Linked DNA regions of Homo sapiens: region 2 is linked to region 1. A link is a loop called in an ENCODE intact Hi-C map of the cell type or tissue named here. Cell type or tissue: Caco-2. All regions are shown on one strand. Region 1 overlaps GRIN2B (glutamate ionotropic receptor NMDA type subunit 2B). Region 2 overlaps GRIN2B (glutamate ionotropic receptor NMDA type subunit 2B).

The links. Hi-C counts contacts between places; a loop is a spot of excess contacts. Peaks named below come from ENCODE experiments on the same cell type or tissue, not always from the same donor. Only the 100,000 strongest peaks of a DNase experiment are listed, where the experiment ranks them.
Region 2: it touches region 1 in a loop (7-fold over the local background); 4 of 110 quality-filtered maps call a loop at or near these places.

What each region holds. Positions count from the first base shown.
Region 1 is chr12:13,863,326-13,865,825 of GRCh38, reverse strand. GRIN2B (glutamate ionotropic receptor NMDA type subunit 2B) reads left to right here. Exons shown (of 14, transcript NM_000834.5): 3 at 1-28. Among named protein-coding and RNA genes, the nearest start is that of GRIN2B, 120 kb to the left of the region's middle. In Caco-2, a CTCF peak has its summit at 1,545 (motif pointing left); a DNase peak (open chromatin) is centred at 1,525.
Region 2 is chr12:13,738,447-13,740,946 of GRCh38, reverse strand. All of the region lies in intron 4 of GRIN2B (glutamate ionotropic receptor NMDA type subunit 2B), which reads left to right. Among named protein-coding and RNA genes, the nearest start is that of GRIN2B, 240 kb to the left of the region's middle. In Caco-2, a CTCF peak has its summit at 1,158 (motif pointing left); a DNase peak (open chromatin) is centred at 1,126.

The sequences.
Region 1 (2,500 bases):
GGGCTCCTCTATGATAATGGCAGATAAGGTAAAAAGGGGCTGCAGGGAGAAGGGCCTGAGGGTTTGTGCTGAGGACTAAACCATGCATTTGTTTTCCTGTAAAACTTGATTGTTAATGATGGAAGGTAACCAGATTGCATTGACAGCGTGGATAGGCCAGCAATTAATCCTTTTTTTTTCTCTCTCTCTCTTTGAGACAGAGTTTTGCTCTTGTCAGCCAGGCTGGAGTGCAATGATGCCATCTCGGCTCACTGCAACCTCCACTTCCCAGGTTCAAGTGATTCTCCTGCCTCAGCCTCCCGAGTAGCTGGGATTACAGGCGCCTGCCACCACACCCAGCTAATTTTTGTATTTTTAGTAGAGACAGGGCTTCAGCATGTTGACCAGGTTGGTCTCAAACTCCTTACCTCAGGTGATCCACCTGCCTCAGCCTCCCACAGCGCTGGGATTACAGGCGTGAGCCACCGTGCATGCTTAGCAATCTGTTAAAGATGAAAGTGAGGGAAAGGTGCTGGTATCTAGAAACTCCTATAGTTTTGAAAAGGTTTTTGTGTCCACTTGTTTGTAAATGGACTCACTGAAATGACTAAGGGATGTTGACGCTTGTAGCTCTGGGATACCTTTTCTTCAAATAGGTATATGAAAGGCATACTCTGTTATTCTTTGGCAATACGTGTTCTCCCCCATACTGTTTTCAAGACTATAAAAAGAAAAATCCCTCAAGGCAGGTGATTTCTCTACTTGAAGATACAAATGTCATAGGGAAATAATTCTTGCCAAGGTATTAACGCTCATCACACATATTGATCTGCACATCCAGATGGATTTTAATCCGTGGAACCTGTAGCAACACATTTTTCCCCATGCTTAGATTTGAAGGCAATTGGGTGCACATTAAAATCACCTGAAGAGCTTTCAACACTGCTGATGCCTGAGTCCCACCCCTCGGGATTCTGATTATTGGCCTGGGCTTCGGGAGTCTTAAAAGCTCCCCAGGTGATTCTAGAGTGCAGTTAAGATTGACAACCACTGCTTTAAATCTCCAACAAATCCTAGCCTCTCCTGCGTTAATGTTAGGCTAATTGTCATATGACTAATTGCCACTTGACACTGGGGCTTATTCCCTAACTGCAGAAAAAAGCGTTTTATTCTGCTTTGGGTTGTTTTGTTTTTACATACTATCAGTTATTCAGTTATTTTCCTTGCTTTACTGATTATTGTTCATTACTTAGATACAGCACTTAGTACATATGCACTGTCCTTTGCAGCCAGCCATTCACGTCTTAGAATAGTTAGTTTCACCACAAGTGCTACGTTTATCATTTTTCATCATTTTGGGTTTCTACTATTGTCATTGTCATACTTTTTATCACCACATTCAAACCTGCCTTTAGTTTTGTACTTAAAAGACATGCTTTCGGGTTAATAATGTTTGTAAACACCTTAAAACCTAGCACAGACACCACAAGCATGCTGCCTGGCTAGTTGACAACCTCCGCAGTGGAGCAGCTGAGCCGAGACTAAAGGAACCTTGCATGACCGTTACCGCCACCTGTCGGCAGCAGGCAGAGATGACTAGCTTCTGCTTCAGAGCTTCCCTTCAGTCTAGGAAAGGTCAAGTTAAAAGTGTTAAGTGAAGACATTCCAGTATCATATGAGAAACATATTCTTCCATTTACGTGGGTGCAGGTACAGATGTTAGAAAATAGGCACTAGCACAAATAGCCCATGCTAAGGGAAGTGGGAAAAATAAGCAAAATGGAAAATGTAGACTGCTGTGGCAGAACCCGTTGAGTTGTGCTTCAGGTAGATTTTTCTTTTTTTCAAATATGATTGTCCTTAGCAAATTATATTTTATTTTAACAGTGGCAATTTGAGGGCACAATTTTGCTTTGAAAGAATTCTGATATGGTTAAGAGCGAATTTTAAAATTACCATGAATAAGTACATATCTACTTTGAGAGCACAACAGGTAAAAATGATTTTTTTCTCATGTGGGCTGTTGTGCAACCTATATTATTTCTCCCTGGTAGAAAAAGTTATGCCTAAACTAGCTGATTGCTTCTCTCTGGTACCTTTTACAAATCCACAACATCATTATACAAATATAAGGTAACTTGCAGAGCATGCAGAGAGACTGAACTCTTTTTTTCGCTGATGTATCTTAGGGGCTTTGAGAGTGTTCCCCATATGCTAGGCGCTTAGTGCTGTGTATGTACTATCTTATTTAATACTCTTAACCAGTTAGCGACCTAAGTGATATTATTTAATCTTTATCTTACAGATGGGGAAACTGAGGCTCAGAGAGGTTAAGTAACATATCCAAAATGCTACAGCTCTTAAGTGGAAGCCAGGATTTTAACATTGGTTGCTAGCTTCAAAGGCTGTGTACTCTCTTGTCTCTCAAGAAAATGACTGGTTAAGGTCTCATATATCTTACTACCCTTCACTTTCTCCCTTGTTAGATGGCATTGTGGGGGATGTCATCTGACTGAAAGTG
Region 2 (2,500 bases), 120 kb after region 1:
ACACACATGGTAAAGACTTCCCACACTGAACCTGCTCATCTCACTCTCTGTCCTGAAGTGTGCCCATCTCTACTTGCTGGTCTTGCTCTGATCTTGCTGATACCTCCCTTTTCCTAATGGGAAGGAGGATTATTTTTTCTTATCCTATTCCCAAATCCTTTAACCCATAGAGGAAAAAACAACAACTTGTAGTCTTTGCATACCTGAAAAATCCTTGGAACTGAAGCGGGTGGAGACTTTCTGGTCTACAACCTGCCAAGGTTCAGGGAGATTACAGATGCATTGAAAATACTGTCAGGGACATGCAATAGAACAAAACAAGACCTTGGCCTCTGCCATGATTTACAAATGTCCTCCAGTACCACTATTCATTTTTGACAGGTCAGATAAATTTGGATTTGTTTAAGCCTTGTATTCAGCTGGAGATTGGAGAAAAGTTAAAAAAAAAAAAAAAGAAAATGCTATTAGAAATGAAAGAAACGGGACATGTGGGGCCCACTTTTCTGCACTTCACAAAATTACATTCATTCTTAATTCACTGAGTGACACATCCAGTAGGAATGTGGACCCCCTATTCTGTATGTACTGAACCCTGTGCCGGATGCCGGGAATACGGACAATACATAGCATTCATCTGATTGTCTTCACAAGGAGTGGAGTGTCCACAGATGCTTTTAGTTTGCTGTTTAGACTTATTTTTCTTGAAATATAAAGTGAATTGCCTAAAAGACTAGCAGAATGAGCTTCAGGAACGAAGAATTTCAGAATGTTAGTGAAAACCATCACGAATTTCCTGGTACCTCTGATCCAAGGCCATGGAGGATCCTTTCTGATAGAGACTAAGAGAGTGGAGTTCAGGAGAAAGGAACCATTCCAATATAGCTGATTCTAGTTTGATTCTCTAATCTCATTGTCTCAGTTTATTGGCCACCTGCAAACTCAAAACTTCATGAAAGAATATTCTTTAGGAATAGACCAGAGTCCCCTTCCCCCACGTGCATACACCCACACTTTGTGGGCTCACTCACTAAGTTTAAAAATAGGAACCATGGTGTTGCCATGACGCCCGGTGCTACTCAGCAGCGTTCCTTTTCCCTTTGATGTGATTCCTCTTCATAGCATGATTTAGTGAGAATCTGGCTCAGAGCGGCCTCTAGTGGCTCAATCCTTAGGGATGCGCTTCCTTCCCCAGCCCAGTTCCAAATTCAGCCCAGTTCCAAAATTAACCACCTTAGCCAAGTTGGACACTTGTGTGTTTAGAACCATTCTCCATGCAATCAGCTATTTTTTTTCAGAATCTTTCTCATCAGCCACAAGTATTACACCGGGGAGTACCTACTGAGTGCTCAGAAGTGTGCGGAACAGCCCAGGTATTCACCATCTCTCTGGCCAGGAGAGACCAGCATTACCCCAAACATTTGGTGAACAGTAGAGAGCAGTGGCAGGGAAGCTATGTGGTAGAGGCAGTAATGTTGAATAAAGTAATCCCAGTAAAATAGGTTGGTTAGGATCATCAGAAGTTAGCTTTTTTTTTCCTTTTCTTCTTTTTTTTTTTTTTTTTTTTTTTTTTTTGAGACGGAGTTTCACTCTTGTTGCCCAGGCTGGAGTGCAATGGTGCAATCTCAGCTCACCACAACCTCCGCCTCCTAGGTTCAGCGATTCTCCTGCCTCAGCCTCCCAAGTAGCTGGGTAGCATGCACCACCATGCCCGACTAATTTTGTATTTTTAGTAGAGACAGGGTTTTTCCATGTTGGTTAGGCTGGTCTCGAACTCCTGACCTCAGGTGATCTGCCTGTCTTGGCCTCCCAAAGTGCTGGGATTACAGGCGTGAGCCACCACACCTAGCCACATTTTTCTTTTTCAGATACAAGAGTCTTCTAAAGTGTATCAACTGATACTGACTCAACAGCCTCAGGGATGTATTGATGTGCTGACTTCCTCCCGTGCTGTCTTCACCATGTTTTCATTTTTCTGTGTTTTGAGTTCCTTGTGTCAGTGCTTCTCAGTCATGACTGCATGTTAAAATTTCCTGAGAAGCTTTAAGAAACTGTATACAGACCCCAAGGCCCCACCCAGCACACATTCTGATGTAGCTGCACTGGAAGAGGGTAAGGGCCCGGGAACAGACGTGTATTAAAAGCATCCAGGTTGATTCCTAAGGGCAGCCAGGAGTTGTAAATCACTGTTCTCCAGTCTCCTGTCATTTTTTTTTTACCTCGGTTATCAGAATAGGGTAAAATGCAATGATAGCATTCACATGCATTTGAACTTGGTGCTCTTGAAAGAATTCCTTCCTTTCATTCTTTCCTGACTAGTCTGAAAATTGTGATTTCCACTGGTGCTATGAACTTCAAAATTTGGAAAGGGTACAGGATATGAACATTTCATCATGGTGATCCTCTTGCAGGTGGTCATGATTTCCTAATTTGGTTTCTGTTCCTGTTGCTGGTACTTCATGAGTCTATTTTATGCAGAGGGATGAGTTTTCATCAGTAAAAC